Regions from separate parts of the Mus musculus genome. Here all the other regions are linked to region 2. Evidence: chromatin loops called from intact Hi-C (ENCODE). Cell type or tissue: heart. All regions are shown on one strand.

What was found. Hi-C counts contacts between places; a loop is a spot of excess contacts. Peaks named below come from ENCODE experiments on the same cell type or tissue, not always from the same donor. Only the 100,000 strongest peaks of a DNase experiment are listed, where the experiment ranks them.
Region 1: it touches region 2 in a loop (4-fold over the local background); 14 of 42 quality-filtered maps call a loop at or near these places.
Region 3: it touches region 2 in a loop (2.9-fold over the local background); 4 of 42 quality-filtered maps call a loop at or near these places.

The regions. Positions count from the first base shown.
Region 1 is chr8:107,180,351-107,188,350 of GRCm38, forward strand. It overlaps Cyb5b (cytochrome b5 type B), which reads left to right. Exons shown (of 5, transcript NM_025558.5): 5 at 3,228-7,120. The coding sequence ends at 3,318. Among named protein-coding and RNA genes, the nearest start is that of 4930517G24Rik, 21 kb to the right of the region's middle. In heart, a CTCF peak has its summit at 2,488 (motif pointing right); no DNase peak of the experiment used is centred here.
Region 2 is chr8:107,112,102-107,120,101 of GRCm38, forward strand. No RefSeq gene overlaps it. Among named protein-coding and RNA genes, the nearest start is that of Gm39240, 8.0 kb to the right of the region's middle. In heart, CTCF peaks have their summits at 4,096 (motif pointing right) and 7,202; DNase peaks (open chromatin) are centred at 2,530 and 4,140; H3K4me3 peaks cover 675 bases; H3K27ac peaks cover 1,977 bases.
Region 3 is chr8:107,288,666-107,296,665 of GRCm38, forward strand. It overlaps Nfat5 (nuclear factor of activated T cells 5), which reads left to right and starts at 4,805. Exons shown (of 15, transcript NM_018823.2): 1 at 4,805-5,233; 2 at 6,916-6,969. The coding sequence starts at 5,161. In heart, CTCF peaks have their summits at 4,043 and 4,652; DNase peaks (open chromatin) are centred at 4,726 and 5,646; H3K4me3 peaks cover 2,912 bases; H3K27ac peaks cover 2,742 bases.

The DNA.
Region 1 (8,000 bases), 68 kb after region 2:
CCTTTGAGAACACTTTGGCAGTGTCTAGTAAAACTGACACTATGAATAACTTTTGACCTACCAATTCCACTTCTATGGGACTTGTAATAGAAACATATCACAAACTGGGCATAGTGTGCCCGCCTTGTGGTTCCAGTTGCTGTAAAGGATTGTTTGACCCAGGAGTTTTGAGACCACCCTTGGCAACATAGTAAGACTATTGCTCAAAAGAAAAGCACAAGGAAATAGATACATGAATGTTTATAGCTGGGGCTGGAGAGAAGGCTCAGTGGTAAGGGACGTGGGCTGTTCTTGTAGAGGACCCAGGCTTAGTTCTGGCATCTACTTGACAGCTCCCAACCAGCTGTAATTGCAGTTCTAGGGGATCCAACACCTTCTGACCTTTGAGGGCACCAGGAGCTCATGTGGTGCACACACATGCATTCAGGCAAAACACCCATACACATAAACTAAATAAATTATAAAGTTTTAAGTTTTCCTCAAGTGCAGTGACACACACCTTTAATCTCAGAACGTGGGAGACAGGCAGGTGGATGTGTATCAGTTCAGCTGATACACGCTGAAGTTACCAGGTCCTCTCAAATCAACGACAAAAAGAATGCTTATAGCAACATTTTTCAAGACATTCAAACATTAGGGAAATTCATATATTCAATAATGAGTTCTAGTAAAGTCATATGATAAAATATTACTAAGCAAAAAAAATTTAACAAATCACAGTTATCTGCAATAACCTGGATATGTCTCCGAGAAGAGAATGTTGTCTGACACAGAGTTAGTCACTGGTGCTCCGTCTCCTTGAGTGCACTGGAAGTGCAGTTCCTGTTGGTCTTCACAGTGACAAACACTGCAAAAGGAAAGTTGGTGGCAACCATTCTCTCTTGGTTGGAAGAATTTTTCTTCAGTGTTTCCTTGAGGGTCCTATCTTTGGACCCAACTCTTTCATGGTTCCTCTTCAGGAAGCCTCAATTACGTAGAAGTTTCCGTGTGCCATAGTTTCTGCTGTGCATGCGTATTTGCGTTTTAAGCAGAGCTGCCTGCTTGCCATCTCACTTGTTGAGAGTAGCTTGCCACCGTCCTTCCTTGTACATTATGGTAAATATGGTTAGGCAAAGAGAGGATTTTTGTTAACAATCTCAGCTTGTTTTATTGGCTTGGAACTTTTTCATACTAAAACTGAATATGTCTTAAGTTGAGGGGCAACCAGGACATTTGAGTCATAAAAAGCCTCATAGTCCAAGCCAGGCAGAGCTAGTAAACTCTGTAAAGAAGTGGTTTAAGGGGCTGGAGAGGTGGCTCAGTGGTTAAGAGCACTGACTGCTCTTCCAGAGGTCCTGAGTTCAATTCCCAGCACCCACACGGTAGCTCACAGCCAGCCATCCATAACTTCAGTTCCAGGGGTATGTGATGCCTTCTTTTGATCTCTGAGGGTACCACAAACCCACATGGTACACATACATACAGGCAAAACTCTCATAGACTTTAAATAAATAATAAACCCTAAACAAAACAAAACTGCACATTGAGAGTCTGGCCACCTGACTCCATCACCAGCTTCTTACTCGGATGCAAGGGCTATGTGGTTTCCTTGGTAGGAAAGAGAAATATTGGTTATGGATGGATAGTATTGCTTCTAAACTTGTAATAGGATAGATAATACAAAAATCTATATGGAATTATTATTTTCCTCAAGGGATCCTGCTGCTAGCACCATACACATAAAAATTGATATTGTAGTATAATAATTTATTTTAGAAAATCAGAAAGGCAAAATTTAATAGCTATAACCCCATAACCCAGAAATAACAATGTCTATATAAAAACACCTAGAATGGTATGTATGTATGTATGTCTTATTTATCTTTTGAAACACCAGAGTGACTATAAACTTTTTTTTAAGTGCATGTGTCTTTGCCTGCATTCTCAGGAACACTGTCTCCTTTGAGACATGGCCTTTCGCTGTCCTGTGGTATACTAGCTCAGCCAGGCTGGCAAATGCATGGGATCTTCCCATCTTTATTCCCCGGCACTGACGTTTCAAGCATAGCCACTGCACCCTGAATTTTTACTTGAGTCCTGGGATCACAATTAATTTCCTGAACAAGTACTTTAAATAACTATTTCCTAGTCCTTAAACTCTGGATCCTCCTGCCTCCGTATCCAAATTCCGTGATTGTGGGCTGTGTGTACGTATGTATCTGTTTCCTTTTTTGCTGTTCTTGTTTGCTTGCTTGACAGCATCTTGATGCATACATAGCTGGGGCTGGGCTGGCACTTACAGAGTAGCCCAGGATAGTCTTTAGGTGGCTGCAATTCTGCCTCAGCCTCCAGAGGCTGTACCGTGTAGGCATGTACCACCGTGTCCAGCTTGTATATATGTTTTGACAGCTTATTGTGCATTCTGTTTTTGGCCAGTGGATTTTTTTTTCTTTTTTAAGTTTTATTTATTTATTATTTATATGAGTATATTGTAGCTGTCTTCAGACATACCAGAAGAGGGCATCAGATCCCATTTCAGATGGTTGGGAGCCACCATGTGGTGGCTGGGAATTGAACTCAGGACCTCTAGAAGAGCAGTCCCTGCTCTTAACCGCTGAGCCACCTCTCCAGTCCCACATTCTGTTTTTGATGTGTTGTGGTGCTAGGGTTCAAAGTCAGAGCTTTATGCATGATAAGATAAGATAGATAGATAGAAAGTCCTCTACCACTAAGCTACATCCTTTTTTTTTTTTGAATTTTTTTTTTTTTTTGAGAAGTGTCAACTGTGTGGCCTTGAACTCTCAATAGATTTACGTGCTTTTGCCCCCCAGAGTACTGGGATTAAAAGCACACAACCATGTCTTGCATATCAGATTCTTTTTATTTTTAGCATCTTTTTTTAAAGGGGCTCTTTAGGGCCCTGCAGGTTAGCTTAACAAGAAGACCCCTGCCAAGTCTGCTGGTTTAAGTTCTCATGTGCTAGAAAGAGAGAACCAACTCCTACACGTTGTCCTCTGACCTCCACAAATACATCATGCCTGGGCACTTGTTTGCACATACACAAATAAATGTAGACTTGGCTTTGTTTTTCCTTTCAAATACTCTATGGTAAAAGCAATTAAATTAAGAGAAAAATCAAGATAAATCAAGACCCCTGTCTCATGTATATTAAACATAAGCGCTGAAAAACATTCAATTATTTGCTTAGAATATTCTTAACATACTGCTTTTTCTTCCTTCTTTTCCAGTTCCTGGGCGTATTGGTTTGTCCCCATCGTGGGCGCTATTCTTATAGGTTTCTTGTATCGTCACTTCTGGGCTGACAGCAAATCCTCCTGAGGAGACCTCGTTGAAGTGCGGAGCACGTGCTCCTGCGATGAGAGGAGGAGACTTGTGTGGAGGCTGCAGGGTGTTCCCTCCTTGGAACCTGCCAGTTGTTTTCTTTCCCCTTGGAGCCAAGATGGTTGACCAGATATCTATCCTCCTTCAGTGTACGACCAGAGTCTTTCATCCGCCAGAGCCTGACGCCCAAAGCACCTGCTCACTCTGTGTCCTTGCCAGGGTTTCTCTCATTGGTTCCCACTCCTTCCTTTCATTTCAAAAGTTGATGCCAATGACTTAGAGTTCCTATGTTGTAGTGACATGGCCTTTGGGGACAGTACATGATTTCTCATAATTTGAATTCATAGTAGATATAGTTAAGGGAACAGCAGTCAGGTTATGAATCTTTTCCCATTTTTCTTTTTAAGTAAATTTATTTTTTTAATTCTGATTTAATTTTGTCATTCATCATAAGGGATTTAATTCATGAAGTTGTGTGTATCTTATTTCAAACACAGCTGCCAGATGATCTTATTTATGATTGTTAGAAGTAAGGGGCCAGCAAGATGGCTCAGTGGATAAAAGCAATTGCCGCGAAGCCTGATGACCTGTGTCTGAGTCACTGCACTCACAGGATAGAAAGAACCGATTCCCAAAAGTTGTCCTCTGACTTCCACATGTGTGCTATGGTCTTTGCACACACACGCACACACACACACCCCAGATGTTATTTTTAAAAATGAAGTACAGCAACAGTGGCTATCTACCCCTGCCCCCTCCAGACAGTGTAGCTGATGGCTCCTCCTGTCTCTAAGTCCCGCCTCTTTTCCCAAAATACTTCACAAAGTGTGCATCCCTTTGATTTCTTAGGAATCTAAGAGCTGAAGAAGGACTGACTTCAGAGTAATCTCTTTTACAAAGAGAACCAAACACTACTTACAGGAGAGCAGTTTAAAAAGGGACCAACATGCGCTCTCTGGTCTGACACTGGTTTCTAACCATCTTCCACCCTGGCTGTCTTTACCAGTGAAAGATGTGTGTGTGTGCTTACCTTCTATACACTTCTCTCCGGTCCGTGGGGCTTCACAAAGGCCTTTCTGCTGTTTTTCTTTACCGATTAGCAAATTTCTGATTCCTTGTCTTAAAGTACAAGACTCAAGTTTGAACTTATGTTTATCTCAGTAAAATAACTTAGATGTAAATGTCATTGTCCGGCATGCCCCTTCAGATTGGGAGACCATGCCAAGAGACTTCGGTTTTCATCTGGGTTTTACCTCCATGGCGCCAACTTTTGGTTTTGTCCTACTTTCTATTGAGGGTAATGATAAATCTGGAAGCTTTCTTTCCTCTTGGATATGAATTTCACTGGAAAGTAGGCAGTCATTTAAAATTCCTTCTCTCGTTGGTCCAGGCATTTTCCTGGCACCTCTGACTGTATTCTCTCTCCCTGTGGCAGTGCCTGACAGTACCCAGCTGTTTCTTAGTTTCTATGATCTTTCTTCACATCTTTGTTCATTACCAGTCAGCTTCTGGGCTGGTGTCACATCCAGCAGGAAACCATGGGATTCCAGCAGGACCAGAGATGTTGGGAAGTGTCCTCCTGCCTCCCTTCCAGCTTGCCAGGGGCTTGACAGGACAGGAAACTGCACAGTAAACCAGTCTGCCCGTGTAAACTATTTTTTAAAAAGTTCAGTCCAGGACTCGTATCCTGTGATTTAGCAGTTGAATGAATTCAGAATTCATCAAAATAACATTAACCTTTTCCTTACACACTTGAATATGATATTTTAGAGTGATTTCTAGGTGACTTTTATGTCAGAGATGAAGACTTAATCAACCATTCGTCTTTAGAAACGTCTGTAATATTGTGTCATAGATTGACAGCGTAATTAGTCTGTAACAAAAGCGGCATGCGGCGCGCATCTCCAGGTAAAGGCAGGGAAGGTTGTGTGCAGGGAGCCCGGGACCTGCATGCTGGGATAGCGAAGTCACATGGAGTATGCTGGGTAGAAGGGAAGAACAAAGGAACATTGAGTGCAGGACAGGAGCGTCCCAGCTAACTCCAAACTTGATGGGACACCTAGTGAAAAACATCTGGCTTGTAGGAAATGTTAAAGAACTGCATTTTCGGCTGGGCATGGTGGTGCACACCATTAATCCCGATGTAGGAGAGACAGAGGCTGCAGAATCTCTGAGTTGAGGCCAGTCTGGTCCACATAGTAAGTTCCAGGACAGTCAGGCTACATAGAGAGACCATGTCACAACCACTCCACCAAATAAAAGAACTGTATTCTTAAGTAGAATCGGTGTTTTGATATTTCTACAGTAAACATCAATACCAAAAGCCGTTTTTTCTATTTCACATTTGTGTCTTTCCCAGCTTCTTATAGCTGAGCTTTTTCTCCCGAGAGCCAGAAGGAAAAGATTTTCATACTTTTGTCTTTGCGATCCATGAAATCCGTCAATACCCAGGGCTTCTTTTGAACTACTGATAATGTAATGTCATTTTATATTATATAAAAAGGATGCTTTTTTTTTTTTAAATCTTTAATCCCAGCACTTGGGAGGCAGAAGCAGACAGTTCTCTTGGGTTGTAGGTCAGCCTGGTCTACAGAGCAAGCTCCAAGCCAGCCAAAGCTACATAATGAGATTCTGTTCAGGTCTACTTGTTGTAATCCTGTTGCCTACATAAACAGCTAGGGGAAAGGTAGGTTTTAGGTGATCGTTTGTCAAGGCTTTCCGTAAACGGCAAAGCAACACAACATGTGCACAGGTGTACTTTTAAAAGTCTAAACTTGTCAAAGAAGCCTGGACATTTGAGGGTCATGAAAAAACATTAAGACCAAGAGGAGGCAGTTCCTATCCACTGACAGCACCTCCTGACCTGTGGGCGTGGGCAGGTTTGATTGTTTATTCTTGAGGTGACCAGCTGCTGCCACATATACAGGTAATGGCAGGTGAACATGAGAGATTTGTGCTACCCAGATAAAATGTGTTAACACCCATTCTCTAAAAGTTTCTACCCAGCCCTGGGAGCTGGTTTTCATCACTGAGTGATGTACAGAAAGCAATAGCACACAGTGTATGGACTTACTTAAGCAGAGACAAGTCTGTCCAGAGCTGTCACTTGAGCTGGCTGGCTCTTCCAGCAGTTGCCATCGGGGCTCACGGTGTAGGGTTTGTGCTCATTAAGTGCTGATGGCAAGCAGTGGAAAGTGATTTACAAGCAAGGTGTGTCATCACATGCAGCACTCATGCTTCTGTCTCCAGTGATGCCCGTCCGGCTGAAGTCGACCTGAGATGACTGAAGCAAGGATCGTAAATGTTCATTGCCTCCTACCCCAAGGGAAGTGGACTCAGACATGTCTTGTCTCAACGAGAAACCGAAGGGTTGAAGCTGTGAGATTCAGTTGCCAAATATCCCAAAAGTAACGGGGAGCTCCGTCACATTTGGCCAGCTTTGGGATTTGTGGGAGTGGTCTAGGAGGGAGGCTGAAGAAGCAGGGGTGTGCCAGTCACCTGCCTTACACCCAGTGTCCTACTCATGAATGGCAGGGGCCACTCCTTGCCCACGCCTGCCTCGTCTAATCAGCTGCTTGGGCAGACGCTCCTTTCGGTTATTTGGCTTGTCTTTTCCTGCACCCTCAACTGAGTGGCTAATACTACATTCCTTTTGTGAATTCAACGATGGGGTTTGTTTACCTATTTGGTTTCAGCTTATTTTGAACAAAGATCTTTGTCTCTTTCTACTGGAATGTGCACACAGTGAATGTTTGTTAGAACTACACAATAAAGATACTGTTTTCCTTTTCTTGTCCTGACTACGGTTGCTTTTTTTTTTTTTTTTTTTTTATAAGACTTTTGTTTTTAAGGAAAGGGTACTGTGCTGCTTAGGTGTTGTGGATGAAGACAGTTGGGGTGCACAATGTTCTTCGGTGCCTCTGCTAACATTTCGTATAACCTAAGATAGGGTGCGCGGTGGCTCCCTAGGGTTCTTTGTTGGAAGTGGATTTCTCATTTGATAGTTGAGAGATATAGCCATCCTGGTTTGGCCCTGTTAGGGGATATGAAGTGGGAAGCAGAAAACAGCTTGGAGTTCTCTTTCTACCAGTAAAGAAAAGCCAACATGAGGTAATGTTTTATTGTCCGCAGTGCTGGGCTTCAGTTGATTGTTTTCCTTGGAACTAGCTAAACTGTTGGGGAAATTTATACACAGAGGTTGAGGTTCTAGTGACTGTGTGAAGCAAGGGAAATAGGCCATTTTATAATTACCTCTCACACACTGATAGCCTTTTCGCATGACCAACATCAGGTCAGAGTAGATCACTCATTAGGCCCCGGCGATTCCACTACAACAGGAATCGAGGATTAGTCACAGGAAGGGATAGCCCCATTCTTAATGCCAGCATTTGAATCCAATGTTTAATCCTGATGCTAATAGGAATTCATTATCAAGGCACTCTTCCTGCTGTTTGATAGTTGCGTGACAAATCTTGCTTGATTCACAATAATCTGAGAAGGCTGTGACTCCATTTACAAAAGTTTAAGGTAAGAAGACCCCACATAATTTATTACAATCTGGTGATGGGTAGCATACATTTGACAGCATTTCTAGCTAGATGTCTGATCTGTGTAGTTCAAAGCTTGCTCAGCTGAGTCGCTTTATATGCGTTTTGAAAAATTAATTCTTGTGGCTAGAG
Region 2 (8,000 bases):
GCAAAAACACTCAGACCCACAAAAATATAATAAGTATAAATATTAAAATGATAATAAAAATGTAAATGGGGTCAGGTGTGGTAGCATATGCTTTTTTAGAATTCTTTTCTCGTTAAAAATTTTTTTCACACAACATGTTTTGATCATTTTTTTCCTTCTCTCAATCCCTCCCCAGATCTTTACTGCCTTCTTGCCTTTATTTTTCTGTTCTCTATCTTTCTTTTTCAGAAACAAACAAAAACCCAAAGAAACAAGAACAAAAGTCCTCACAGAACACACACGCACACACACACACACAATGAAAATCAAAATAAATAGGAAGACCAATAAGACAAAAAAAAAAAAAGAAAAGAAAGAAAGAAAGAAAGAAAAAGAAAAAAAAAGCTAAAACAAAGTAAAATGAAACAAAAAGTTCACAAAAATACTCCAAGGCTTATTTCTCCAAGGCTTGGGACTGCTCTGAGGGCTGATATATAAAATAAAGCTCCGGGGGGTGGGGGGTTGGAAAAAAAAAAAAAAAATAAAGCTCCATTGGAGAAAACTGTTTCCCCCTTACCAGAGGGTGTCAATTACAGATAGTTTACAGATCCTGTCCACTTTCTTCTTTCAGTATTGAGACCCTGGGTGGCTTGTATAGGCCTATACCATTAATCCCAGCTCTCTGGAAAGAGAGGCAAGAGATCTCTGAGCTGGAGGCTAGGTCAGCCTGGTCTACAGAGAGAGGATTGGTTTCAAATCACCAACCAACCAACCAACCAACAACAATAAATAGGGGGCTGGAGAGATGGCTCAGTGTTTAAGAGCCCTTGCTGCTTTCGCCGAGAACCCGAGTTCAAATCCTAGCACCCTCTGTGGGACGTTCGTATCTGGCTGGAACTCCAGCCCCTGGGGATCAGAAACAGCCTCTCCTCTGGCTTCCATGGTCATCTCCATGGTGCCATGGTTACATGACATACCCACACCAAGATGTATATCTACATACACATAATTAAAAGTAATAAAAATATTTCAAAATGTGTGTGTGTGTGTGTGAGTGTGTGTGCATACAGGTATGTGTGGAGGCCAGAGGACAATCCCAGAAGCCAAAAGGCTCTCTCGATGGCCTGGAGCTCACTAACTGGGCCAGGCTGTGAGCAGCAAAAATCCACCTCTTTCTGCTTTCTCAGCACCTGGATTGCAGTCACACCCAGCTTTTTACAAGGGTTTTGGGGATCTAATTCAAGGCTTTGAATTTGCAAGGCGAGCACTTTACTAACTGTTGCCCTAGCAACAGTCTTTAAAAAAAAAAAAAAAAAAAGATGAGGCTGAGCGAGAGGCTGAAAGGGTAGCATGCCAGTGGTGTGTGTGGAGGTCAGAGGGCAACATTCAGGAGTCAGCTCTCTCCTTCCACCATGAGGTTTCAGGGATGGAAAGTCAGATCGGCAGGCTTGTGCGAAAGGTGCTTTTACCATCTGAACTGTCTCTCTCTCCCTCACCTACCCCATCCTCATGACTCAAGATGTGGCCATGCTTGGCCAGAAACTCAACATATTGTCAGGCTGAAGTCAGAGATCTGTCTGCCTCTGCCTCAAAGGAAAGGCTCAAAGTGGCCTTGCTTGTAGCCAAGGACAGTGTCAGAGTTCCTGATCCTCCTGTGTCAAGTCCTCATGGGTGGGATCACAGGCAGGCATCACCACATTGGTTTTCTGCGGTGGTGGTCTGGAACCCAAGCATTCAACCAGCGGTGCTACAGCCTCAGCCCCATGTGTAACCTTTTATCGAATCTAACTCTGATGTTTGAGAATGGCGAACAACAGGGCTCAGGTGCATTTTATTTTTCTATGAGTATCGGATTCATTGACCTTCTTTAAGAAAATCCCCTTCCGGGGCTAACAGACCCACGGCTCAGAGTTTAAGAACGCACACTGTTCTTGAACGGTGGGTTCAGTTCCCAGCATCCACACGGTGCCTCACAACTGCCAGCAAATCCAGTTTCAGACAATATGATACTTTCTGGTCTCCATGGATACCTGCACACATGTGATACATACCAACTCACTGTAAAAATCATAAACATAGAAAACCAAAAGCAAAACCCCTCATTTCTGAAGTGCTACTTTTGTTACGGATCAAGAGGCCCGGGTATAGGTCTGTTTCTAGGGCTACAGAAATTAGAAAGCTAATTGAGTATGTAAGAAAAAAAAAAAAAAAAGAAAGAAAGAAAAGTGAAGACCACGTGACTAAACAGCCCGTGGGCCTTTAACTCCCTGGGACCCCTGGACTGGTGGGAGATCAAACAGGAAAGCAGCTAGATATTCTGACCCAGGAAACCTCAGGCAGCAGTAGTAGTATTTTTTTTTTCCTTTTGTTGTTCGATTTCAAGTGTCGGGGAGTACAATGGAAAGAACATCCACTTGGGGCAGGAAATGCCAGGGAAAGAGCCCAGAGGACGTGACATTTGGGTGGGTCATGAGTGACGATGAAATCTGTCATCTCTTTTTATGACTGTAATCTGCTGTCTACCGTGCGTTTCCCACCCGCGTTTCATCTGCATTATGTCTTATCTGATTTAGAAGGGCCCACAGGGAACTGTATCCCGCCCCCTCCCAACCCCTCGCCCCAGAAGATCTGAGAGCTGGGGCTGGTTCTGGGTTTGTCAGACTCAGCTGTACTTCGTAAAGGCCTGGGCTGGGCCTTTAAATTTTTTTCTGTAACTGTAGTGCCACAGGATTCCTGAGTTTCACCCACACACAGGCTCCCTACCCGAGCCCCAGCTGGCTGCCAACACCCACACTAACCAACTAACCCCCAGCAACACCGCCTTGGCTGTGTCGAAATTCACACCACACCATACCTCCCCGGGTCTGGAAGAAAGGCACAGGGTCTTGGTGCTGTGCAGACACCCTGATAAGGCTCTGGTGAATAACCCGTGAGTAACAGGAAATCAGGAAACAGGAGCTGCCCCTGTAGCAAGAAACGGGAGGGTGGATGGCTGTTCGCACAGTGGTCTGTACACCGGCACCGTGGACGCGCCCTTCAGTGTCGAGATTCCAGTTTCCTTCCCTGACTGGGGGATGAGAATGGAGTTCACAGAAGGCAGCTGTGGATTTCCAGTGAAACTCCCTGGGACATTCTGATCTCGATGTCCCAGCAGGTTTGGAAATGGTAGTATTACTAAACACCTGGACCCATTCTTCATTAAAAAGATTAAATTAAGTCAGGTGTGGGAACCGGTGCCTGTAATGTTGGTACGTGGAGGATGTGGCGCGAGGATGGGTGAGTTTGAGGCAATCCAGAGCTACATAGGAAAACTTTCTAAAAAATGTGTGTGTGTTCACGTGCGCAAGAGTGTGTGCATTCCTGCATACACAGGCACTTACAGCTCACATTCACACACACAAAGAAAAGAAAGGACTATTAATGATAATTAGCAGAGGAAAGTGGAACAGATACAGGGAAGAGTTTCTTGTGCCTTTATATCTTTCCATGGTGTTAAAAATTTAGCCTCAGTGAGTTCAAGGCCAGCCTGGTCTACAGAGTGAGTTCCAGGATAGCCAGGGTTACACAGAAAAACCCTGTCTCAAAAAAAAAAAAAAAAAAAAAAAGCCTCAGAAATTGCTACTTTTTTATGGCTGGGGGTGGTGGTACATGTCTTTAATCCCAGATTTCGGCAGATCTCTTTGAGTTCAAGGCCAGCCTGGTCTACAGAGTGAGTAAGGGTTACACGGAGAAACCCTGTATCAAACAAAACAAAACAAACAAACAAAAAACCAAACAAGCAAAAAGGAAGAAAAAAGAAAGAAAAGAAAAAAGAAAAAAAGAGCCAGGACAAGCTAAGGACGTAGCTCAGTTGGCAGAAAATTTACCTAAAGTACATCCATCATCAGAACCAGAGAACCCAGGCAAGGCAGTATAGCCCTGTAATCCCACCCTATAGAGATGGAGGCAGAAGAACCAGACGTGAAAAGCAATCCTTGGCTTCGAGTGAGTTTGAGGCTAGTGGCCGTTCAGAGTCACAAGAGACTTTGTCTAAAACAAAACATACACGTATACTTACATATACACGTAAACCTTGAGGAAAATTCAATACCTCTCCGGAACCTGTGAACTGTTTTCCTTACAGCAGGGGGCAGCAATGATTCTCAAATATCCCTGACATCAGCACTAACCTGCGGCTTGGCGTCCACGGGTTTCCAGTTCCAGGCCCAAATACCATCCAGCAGATCATAAGGGAAACGAAAGACAATCACCACAGAAAGCTTTAGATGCCGGAGGAATTGTTAAATAAAACATGTTCCAGGTTCTTTTATTGATCCTGAAAACCTGTGTTTGCCCTGAAGCTCAGTTTTCCCATCTGATAAATTAAGTCTATAGATTTGCTGAAATCACTTTAAAGAGCTCTTTCTGCATCTGTTAAGAAAACAAAGGACAACATATCAAACCAAACCCATTTTAAGCTGGACGTGGTGGCACACACCTTTAATTTCAGTACAAAAGGCAGAGGCAGGCAGAGTTCCAGGCCAGCTTGGTCTACAGAGCAAGTTCCAGGACAGCCAGGGCTACACAGAAAAATCATGTCTCTAAAACCCCAAACAAACAAACAAATAAATAAAGTAAGACTTTAGCTGGGTGTGGTGCACACACCTTGCTGTGTTCAGAGGGCATCAGATTTCTCTATGAGTTCGAGGTTAGTCTGGTCTAACAGTAAGTTCCAGGCCAGCCAGTACAACATAGTGATAATCCTACTTAATGAAAAACAAAAGCAAACCCAGAAAACCTTTACAAATCCAAATCAGCATCAGGAAGGAACAAGCCCCAGTGCCCTCTGAAATTAATTGGATTATCAAATTATCTGTTAGACAGCCCTCAGCTGACCAGGATGACTTATTGGCAGTTTATCTTTAGAATACTAATTTTTGGGGGTGGAGTGGGGTGGGGTGGGGTGGGGAGATTGGCACTTACTCAGATCACTGATGGAGAAAAAGAGCCCTTCCAATCTATAAATGTTTAGCATGTGTGCAAAGGTCGTGGATCTAGTGTTCAGGAGCCACACCCAGACTTACAAAAGGATCTTGAGTGGACTGGCCAAATTAAACAGCACAAGCACTTGTAGAGAAATAAACACAAGTTAAAATGTAACCACAGCTATTTGTTCTTGCCGCTCTGTTCTCCTCTGTGGGAGGGGCTGAGAGGGTAGATGGAGCTCTGGTCACTCTAGCAGGAACCTGAGCCTTGCTGCCAAACCCTCTTTCTTTCTTTCTTTCTTTCTTTCTTTCTTTCTTTCTTTCTTTCTTTCTTTCTTTCTTTCTTTCTTTCTTCCTTCCTTCCTTCCTTCCATCTTTCTTTCTTTCTTTCTTTCTTTCTTTCTTTCTTTCTTTCTTTCTTTCTTTCTTTCTTTCTTTCTTTCCCCAAGACAGGGTTTCTCTGTCTAGCCCTGGCTGTCCTGGAACTCACTCTGTAGACCAGGCTGGCCTCGAACTCAGAAATCTGCCTGCCTCTGCCTCCCGAGTGCTGGGATTAAAGGCGTGCGCCACCACGCCCAGCTAGGAAACACTTTCTGTATAAGCATGTGCATTATGCACTACATGTCTTTACATACACATGGCGTTTGTACTTCTCCAGCTTCCTTCATGCTTCAACAGCAATGTTGTTTTTACAGGTGGCTAAAAAAAAATCCCAATACTATCTCTTCTGTGTGTATATATGTGCATGTATGTGTATGTTTTTGTGTGCAAGTGTGTGTGAATGTGTGTATGTATGTATGTATGTATGTGCATGTATGTGCACATGTATGGGTGTATGGGTGTGTATGTTTGTATGTGCAAGTGTTTGTGTGTGTGTGCATGTGTATGTGTGTGTATGAACTGGTACTAGGAACAAAACTCAGGGTCTATTACATGCGAGGCTCTATTATTAAACTACATCCCCAGCTCTTTTTATTTATATTTTCTATTTTTTTCTTGAGATATCACTAAGCTATCTGGACAGGGAGGAGAGGGCCGGGGGGCTTGAACTCTCTATACCTAGGCAGGCCTTGAACTTCTGACCATCCTGCCTCGGCTTACTGAGTGCTAGGGACATAGGTGTATAAGACCACAGCCAGCCCTGTATCTATAATTTGATTCTCCTGGGATGTCTTCAGGAAGGAGTGACTCTGCAAAGGAGCCCCAGTTTCCAAGGTCACCTCCCTCTCTGGGAGGGAGCCCTAAGCACCCAGAATGGTCCCCAGGATGAGATAATCAAGGCACGCCTAAGAAACATCTGGGATACGTGTACACCCACCATTGCTGTGGTCTGTTCTTTGGGATCTCATGCTGGTCCAACATGAATTTCATTATACACTGTACTCATTAAAAAAAAGAGAGAGAAAGAGGTTTGTTTTTGTTTCTGAGTATATACATGTGTTTGTCTGAGTGTATACCATGTATGTATGTGAGGGTATCGTCTCTGGCGTGACTCATGCCTGTGAACTGCCAGAAATGTAGAACTGTAGGGACTGGGAACAGAACTCTGGTCCCTGCAAGAGTGATCTTAACTGCCAGTCCACTTGACTACAGATTGGTTTTTCTTTTTTTTCCTTAATTCTTTGCTCCAAGGTGTGAGCTCTTGAGCATTTAATTGTGCACACTGGTTAGAGGACAGCTCGGGTGTCAGCCTAGCTGGCTTTCTGACTTTCAGGGACCCCTGTGTTCTTCACCTGCGTATCGCTGTAGGAGTTCCCAGAGGGGCACTACTGCACCCGGCTTTACCTGGCTTCCTTCATCCACTGAGGTATCTATCTCCTCAGCTCTGAGCTAAAACCGTCATAAAACTTTAACCACAGGAGGGGCCGCACGTGACCTTATTCTGCAAGCATTTCCTGTTCCTGCCAGCTTGTTTACTGTTTTCTCCCAAACACTGGCTCCCCTCCTTTATTCTCAGTCAAGGGCATTGCTTTGAAATGTTACAGTGTCCGGTGCCCTTCAGTTTCAGGCTTGGCATGAGGGCCTGTGAATTCTTTCATCTGAAACCCTCTTTGGTCTGCCAAGCATACACAAGCCGACAGTCCATCTCTCTTCTAGAACCTGCTGCAAGCTCACCTCCCTTGGAAGCCTTCTCTGGCGACCTTTCACCCTTTTGCTTTCTGTTCTGTGCTACAGATGCAAAGAGGTAGTGGAGATGTAACCTGGGAAGGACCCTTACGACTGTGCTGTGTGGATGTTAATGCTGCTTCTTTCCGTTTGGGGCGGTTTGGCTTTATGAAGCAAGCAGGGGCTCTGGAATCTGTCTGTCATGCACACTCGGGAGATCTTGACTTCATTCCCCTGTCCCCTGTCACCTTGGAAATAATTCTTCCTTCTTGCCAGCTCTTGCCTTCCACCTCGGCTTCTCCAAGAGTGGAAGAACAGGTTTCTTTTACCCTTCCCAAGCACAATAAAGCCCAAACCACCATCCCATTGTGTTCTTGGCCTTCTCTTCTGTCAGGGGAGGATAATTATAGTCCCTTTCTCCTTGTATTCTCGTAGGGATGAAATAAGATCAGGCAGGCTTCCAGAATTGGCACCTGGCAGGTTGCTTTATGCCGGGTTGCTCAAAACCTATTCCGACTACAATTCCTTGGTAGCTGTTTCCTAGGGCTGCAGAGGCCACCTTTTCCATAACTCTCGAAGCGATGGCTGTATTTATGTTTCTCTTCTGCGTGTAGAGGGAGAAGGAGGGAGGGAAACACCTGTTTCGTTGGCGCTGATGGAGGCAGAAGCAATGGTATTCTGGGATCAGGAGCTCTGACGACAAGCTTAGCAGTTCTGAAGTTTCTGGACGGAGGCGACGCTGTCATTTGCTCATTGGCTGGTGCCACAGTGTGTTGGGAGTCATTCTCAGCTAGTTAGTCCAGAGACTCTTTCTTCAACTTTTCATCATAAATCAGCAGGAGAAAAAAAAATCTGTCAACTGCAACTGAGGAAAAAAAAAAACCCACAAATCAATTGTTATTTTAAAACTTTGTTGAAGATGAATGAGGTAAAGGTCCCTGCCACCAAGCC
Region 3 (8,000 bases), 180 kb after region 2:
TTTATAGAATTAAATGTCTGGTTATAATAAGACAAAGACACTTTGGAACATAGGGGAATATTCTAGACCTGATGCAAATAGTATGGTCTAATTTCACCTTCAGGAATATTTGCTAGAACATGTCTTCAGTGTGATACTGACACATAAACATAACCAAATATAAATTTAATTGGAATTTCAGCACAATGAGGTCATTGCTATTTCCCACCACTATCGACTCTCTTTTATTATTATAAAGGAGAGTTCTCAGGGCGGGGCAAAATGAACCTGTGGTCCAAACTTTCTTTGGCCGATTACTTAAATTGCTCTGGAAAATTTCCTTTCAGGTTTTGTGTTTGTTTAGCCAGGTTCCTTACAATATATGTGTGACTAAAATCATCTTAACAGCCTGAATTGTATTACAAGGGCAATGGTTCTGTAGGTCTTGTGACAACATATTCTTCTCTTCTGTATGAGTTTATTTATTTAATTTCTTTTCAGTGGTTGATATTTGAACCTCTTTCATTTACAGTACATCCGGCTACACTGTTCATACAAGTGCCTAAGCGGGTTCAGGAGGGGTTAAAGAACGCACTGCTGATATAAAAACTGCCGCTCTGTTATGTAATCTGAACAACTTGGAGTTGAATCTTGCCTCTGGTGAGATTATCAAATAACTAGGGAATATGGTATTTGATTGGGACGTAATATAAAAGAACTATACACACTGCCACATCTGTACATTTTGTTCCATGAACCTATTGTGATTTTGTTTTTTACAAGAAGTAATTTCCACATTTTAAATGTTTAAATGATTTCATTTTTGTCGTTCTTGCTTGTCTTGGCTGTTTTATGAAGAAGTACTGACAGTGAGTTGTGTCTAAAATATATCATTATATGAATTACAGGTAAAGGGGAATGGAATTTGAGACATCAGTGAACACCCAGGGAAATACTATGAGGATCAGAAGTCATGTTTAATTTACAAAGTATATAATGATCAAAAAAAAATTTTTTTTTGAGACAAGGTCTCAATATGTAGTCTTGGCTGGCCCAGAACTCACAGAGATCTGCTTGCTTTGCTTTGCCTCTCAAGTGTCGGGGTCAAAGATACACACCTTCGCTCGCAGCTGCTTTTGCTTTTGCTGTGTGGAAGCACAGTTTCATGTAGCTCAGTGTGGTCTTGAACTTCTGCTTGTCTCCCAAGCACTGGGGTGACAGCAGGTACCTCCATATCTACCTGGGTTTTTGTCGCCGCTGCCACCCCCCTCCTCCTCCTTCTTCTCTTTCTCCTCTTCCTCCTTCTTCCTCTTGTTCCTCCTTCTCCTCCTCTTGTTCCTCCTCCTCCTCCTCTTCTTCTTGATTCAGAATCCCATGTAACTCTGATTCTCCTGCTTTTACCTCCTGAGTGTTGGGGTTACAGGCCCACACCCTGCATTCGGGTCACTATTTACTTACTTACTTGAGACAGGGGCTCCTGTATCCTAGGTTAGGATCCCCCTGGGCCTATATATAAACAAGGGTGATCTTGAACCTCTGTTCTTGCCTCTACTGAGGTTGTAAGCACATGTGTTTGCAGAGTTGCCAATTGAAACCAGGGCTTTGCCCATGCCAGGCAAACACTTTTCTGAGCTACAGTAGTCTTTTGTTGTTTTGTTTTTGAGACAGAATCTCTCTACATAGTTCAAGCTGGCCTTGAACTCACTTGAAAACTTGTCAATATTCTCGCTCAGCGTTCCTCTGTGGCAAGATTGCAGGCATGTATCACCGATCTTGACTTATTTGAGTTAAGTCACTGATACTGAAAAGAATAAAATGAAAACCTTTTCCCCCCCTTTGTTTGCTTGCTTTTGTTGCTGTTTGAGACAAGGTCTCAAACTGTAACCTGCAGTTCACATCGATTCTCCTGCTTTCAGAGTTTGTGTTATGGGCCAACGTGTTTGGTGTAAATCTAGGTTTCTACATTGCTGCAAAGCATGGAAACAAAAATTCTCCTTCTAAATCAGGGCTGGGGAGATGCTCAACGATCCTTGAAACCCAATGTAAAGGTGGAAGGAGAGAACTCATCTCACAAAGTTTTCCTCTGACTCAAAAAGTGCACCAGGGCGCATCTGCCCACAAGTAGGCACATATGCATACAATAAGGCATACATCTTAAAGATTCAATTGAAACAGTTTTTTGAAGAATGTATCCATTGAAGGAGGGGCTTTGAATTTTCATCCATTTAGTTATAGCAAATGTTTGCTCTGCATGTGGCTCATGGATATAATTTCAGCACCTGGAGGCTGAGACAGGAGGACCACTGGGTGTTTGAGGACAACCTGATGTACATACTGAAAAGGTAGGCCAACCTAGGCTACAGAGAGAGTCTGTCTCAAAAATATTACACACACACACAGTATTCAGTGCAGCGCCTGTTGGGGTGGTAGGTCCTGAGCCTGCAGAGTGCCAGTCTAGAGAATTAACTGTCAAAGACAAGTCACACTTAGTCACACTTTGGAGGATCCCTCTTCACTTCGCTATTCTCTAAGCAGAGAAAATCTGATCAACAGAAAGCATAATGGAAAAACTTTGAGTAAAGGGCAGAGAAGAGCTGAAAGGGGAAGAGGCCTTGGCCCTTCTTGACTTGTTAACTAGGGTCAGAAAGGGGATTTCCTATACCCTAAGTGTGTTTCAATCTCATAGGTTTGGAGAAAGGACTATGCTTAGTGATTCACCTCGCTTTCTCAGTACTGAGGCTCAGCCTGGTCCATTGTAATTTCCTCTTCATGTATTATGTAGTGACTAATGGAAGGGCTAGGTCACCAACCAATGTTTTACTCCAACTCAAAGCTATAGGATTTCAATTGGCCTTAGCGTGTTAGGCAATAGGAGGTTTGAATCTTCTCTTATCAAATGAGCGGGTCTCTTAGCAGCTATGAAGGGACTTCCCTTGGGACGTGTTACAACAGAGTACAGTGGCCATAGAATTTTGAGGGTAGTTTCCTGTTTTGCTCTGCTATGTGTTGGGGTGGCTCAAAAAACCTTCCTTGTGACTGATGAAAATGCTCACAGGGTTCATTAATTATCACTAAGAATTCAGTGAAGATAATCAGGCAGCCTGTATCAGATGTTCAGATGAAAGGATAGGTGGTTTCTGATAACACAAATGTAAATTCTAGGTCTGTAGGTTAAGCTTGCTAAAGGGCCCACCCCAGAGCTGCCTGCACTGGGGCCTCCCTTGCTCAGAGACTCTTCCCCAACTCCAGCATTCCAAGTCACAATAAAGTGCCCAAAATCACAGAGGCAAAACTTTGTTAGGGATTTATATGGGTACATCCGCAGGGTTTTAGGATTTGTGACCAGCTTTGTAGACACAGTAACATACATCAAGGCATCTTTAACACCTGAAAAACACTGCCCACGTGGCTGTTGGCATCAAAATCCCACACAGAATTAAAAATTATTTTCCAAGATGCGCACCCTGTGCTCAAATTGATATTTTAATAACTCGATTAAAAATTTCCCAAAAGTCTATTAAGAGTCAGGAAACAGTCTGTGGTGGAGGTGAGGATGTGTTTTTGCAACGGAAACTTTTAGCCCCCGAGAACAGAGCAGCCAAAAAAATCTCATTTACATGTTTTCCCTCCATTCTCCCTTAGCACAGTGAAAAAAATGAAAACCCGTGTGGAAGAGTATGTTTGCTTACTTCTCTCCCCCTACCCCACGCACGCGTGTGCATTACACACAAGCCATGTGGACTCACATGATCCCATTTTTAAATTGTCTTTTATTTTCCACTCCGGAGTAAATTCGACCATTCACTATCAGAGACATCATTATACATAAACTTAAACAACAACAACAACAAAAATCAAAGCCAGGCATGGTGGTACTCTTCTGTAATCCCAGCATTCGAAAAGCTGAGTCAGGAGAACTGCCCTAAAATTGAGGCCAGTCTAAATCTACACAGCGAATTGCAGGCCAGCTAGACCTACATAACAAAATCACCTGTCTAAATAAATAAATAAATGCAGTCGCCGTAAATTTGGTGTGGTGGGTAACGTGGGGGGAAAATATTTTCATTAAAAAGAATCAATAGCCGAGCATGGTGACTTCTGACCGGCAGGGGCAAGCACAGCTCTGTGAGTTTGAGGCCAGCCTGATCTACATAGTGAGCTCCAGGCCAGAGTGGGCCAACAGAAATCATCAACAACAAAAAAATCCACGAACAGGAACAACAACAACAAAATCCACAAACAAAACTTGGTAACTCGTGATGGTGGTGGTGGTGGTGAGTATGGCTTGCCCTTTCTTAATTAAAAAGTGAGTCTGATAGCCCCTTGACCAGCTCACTGCAGACACTGCTATGAAAAACCCCGAAGGGCCCGGTTGCTGTCCAAGCTGTGGAACTCCATTCCCCAGTGCTGAGCTCCAGCGAGCGGGCCTCGATCGCTGCAAGTCCCTGGAGGGCTTTTCCCCTCCTGGCTGACATCCAGGTCCCCCAGGGTCTGTGTCCTCCTAAGTACACCACGGAGCAGGGCCGGCCGCCTCAGGCTCGCCGCCACCAGGTCGAGGCAAAAAAAAAAAAAAAAAAAAAAAATCTTTTCCCTTCTCAGGGCCCCAGAAGCCAGGCCGCCTCCCTCCACCCTCCCTGCTGGCTGGCGGGGCCCTTTCCCAGCCCGGGATCAGCAGCGGCCGCAGCAGCGACGGCAGGAAGCGAAGCCCTTGTTGATGCTGTTCCGTGGCGCGCCTGTCCGCCCTCCGCCGGCCGCCAGGCTCTTCCGGGCTCCCGGACCTCCCCCCCTCCGCGCGTGCGCAGTGCCCCACGAGGGGGCGGGGCTCAGATTCCTGTCAGCGGCGCCGGCGGTGGCGGCGGCCGTCAGTGTGCGCTGAGGAGAAGCCCGAAACGGACCCGTTTGGCTCTCCCTCTTCCCCTTTCCCCGGTCCGAAGCTTCTGGTCTCTGGACTCACCGGGAGTCAGTTCTCCACTCCGCAGAGCTGTTCCCTCCACTCCGCCGCCCTTCTCATCGCTCGGCCGGGTGGGAAGTGACTGCCCTCGAGGAGGAGGAGGAGGCAGCGGCTGCCGCCCTCGCCTCACCGCCCCCGGTTCGGTGCCCGCGGATCCCGGAGAGGAGGTGCCGCCGCCACCGCCGCTCCCCCCCTCCCGCTGCCCTCGGGCCGGGCTGGGTCGAGCTGCGATGCCCTCGGACTTCATCTCATTGCTCAGCGCGGACCTAGACCTGGAATCGCCCAAGTCCCTGTACTCGCGAGGTGAGTCAGATGGGGGGGTGGGGGGGTGGGGCGTGGGGGCGGGGAGCGCGAGCGCGCGGAGTCCCGGGCTGGGGTGGGGGGGTCCCCCGTCGGGGCCGGGCTCGGGCGGGCTTGCCCCTCACGAGAGTCCTGGGCTGGCCGCGGAGGGCCAGGGGTGATCCCGGAGCTGCCGAGCGGCGCCCCCCTCCCCAGCGCGGCGCGGCGCGGCGGCGCGGCGGGGGGCTTAGGGTCCGCGCGCCCCCCAGAGTCCTCTGCGGTCCCGGAGGTTCGCAACCTGCCGGTCGGCGGGTCCGGACTCCACCACACTCGGCGGACTGCCGGCCCAGTCCTCCCCCGGCTCGGGAATCACCCCACTGGTCCCGCTGCTGGGGACACCGGGGAGGGGGGGTGGAATCGGGGCGCCGCGGCTCGTGTCCCCCGGACTCTCCTCTTTGGCAAAGTTGCCCCACGCCGGGCTGCGTGGCCCCGAGGGGCTTCGGAGCTCAGGGTCACCATTTTTTTTTTTTTCTCCCTCTGGTCTTGTTTGTGCGCGGTCGTCCTACTCCCCCCCCTTCCCCGGCCTAGTCCACTCCCTCCCCATGTCGGGACGGCCCCCCTCGGCCAGGCGTTCTTCCTTTCCTCGTCATCTTCTTGCCTGGAAAAGGCCCCAATCTTCTTTCTCTCTTTCCACCTCCGTGACATTCTAATTACTTCTCTTTTACAAAGATAGGGATGCCCTCCTTGGAGTACTTGTATTCCTCTCCCTGGAGTACCAGGCTCGGGCACAGTCCTGCCCTTTGAGAAAAATTCTCTTCTGTTGCTGTTCAAGGGCTTCGTGCAGAGAGGAGGCAATGAACAGAAAATCCCATTTAAAACTACTTTGGCTAAGGCCTGCAGGGGATTCCCAGCATCTAAAACATTAATACTTGAGGTGATCTCTGCTGGGGTTAAATTCCTACACTGGACACCACAAGAATGTGTCAGAACAGGTTCCCCTTGCAAGGGGTATCAAATCAAAAATGCCCCCATCTGTACTCATTTCTTATACCAGTGGAAGGAGGCTAAAGACAGTTCTTTTATATTTTTTTTTACAAATAAACCATGGTGAACCCTTTTCCCAAGAAATCCAGCATTTCTCCTATTTTTTTGGTTTTACAAACCCACCAGAAAATTTCACCTCTTTGGGGTAGAGAAGGACTAAGCCTGGTGTTAATGTATTTATATGAAGTGAATCAGAGGGATGTGGTTTGCCCTGGAAGGTGCTAGACTTTATAGACTACAGGCCATTGTCTGTTGCTTTGATGAATTTAGTTGGCAGTCACTATCCTGTAGGATGTTTTTCAGATATTACCTAAAGTAGCTTAGAAATATTGTAGTTTGAAGTGTCAGAAAGAAGAGAAAATATCAAGAGATGATCCTTAGAATAGGGCTAATGCACAATTGGATGCTAAAAATAGTCAAGACAGTAATACCATTTGGGCAGTAATCATTAGATAATTTTCCATGAAACAAATGCTTTATCAAAATCTAAGTTTAGCTTTAGAGACCAGTGTAGAAGCAACCCAACCTTCCTTTTGCAGACTAAACTAATATGGGCTTAGGCTCTTAAAAATACATAATAGTTATGTAAGAGATGTATGCTATCCTTGGCATTTTTTTCTCATTCAGCATAAAAAGTACTTAATGCTTTTTGTGTTTTTCAGATTCTCTGAAGTTACACCCATCACAGACTTTTCATAGAGCTGGACTATTGGAAGGTCAGCAAAGTGCCCTGTTACAGCATAGTGTGTCAGTGTGCAAAGGCTTTCTCTGAGATGGAGTTGAAGTGGGAAAGTGGGAAACTTTGCAGACTCACACAATCTAGTTTTTTTTTTTACTAAGAAGCCTGATCCTTCTTTTAGAGCAGCTAAATGTTTCAGTGGATTTCATTGCTGTGCTTGAATTGCTTGTAGGCCGTTGTATCTGCTTTGAGAGGCCTTGGGAAAATCCCTTAGGATCATTTAAAATTATGTGTTGGGTGTTCTACTTTAGTATTTCAGTTAAATTGTTCTTAAACACAAACTAAATTTGCAAAGATTCAAACGTAAAGATGACAAATTAATAAATACAGCAGTGACACCAAACACATACTTAGTTTGAAAATTCCAAACTGAAAACTTTTGGATGTTGTAAATTTCAAAATGATATATAATCTATTCAGCAATTATTGACATTATTTCTGTTTCATTATATGTAAGGATAAGAAAAGCTACATAATAGGAATGATGCTTAGGGGGGAAAAAAGGCCCCAAGACAGTTCTGGGAAAGTTTATAGGATATGTACCTTAAACAGCTGACAATTACTTTAAAAAATGTTTTCTTTGTTGTAGTAAATATTTTAACCCTGCATTGTTTGGATAGATTTATTTTTTAGACTTTACACTTACCTTCTTTGAATTTTAGGGTCTTGGTATTAGATATCAAGGATATTAATTTAATTTCTCCATTGTACAGAGCTGAGAAACAAGCTGAAAGTAAGAGGCGTGGGGGGAAAGTTCAACCTCAGCAGAAACAATGCTTTCTGTGTTTTAGTCAGTACTCCTTACCCAAAGCCAAGTGCTACTATGAAGTATATATATATATATATATATATATATATATATATATATCCAGTAACATAACAAGTATTTTATGATCTCTTTGAAAAAGGCTTTAAATATTTTCATAGGACTTCAGTATAGCTTTTTTTCTCCCTTAGAGGTAGGTAGACTTGAAGATACAGTGGAGGAAGTGGGTGTTGTAATTCAGC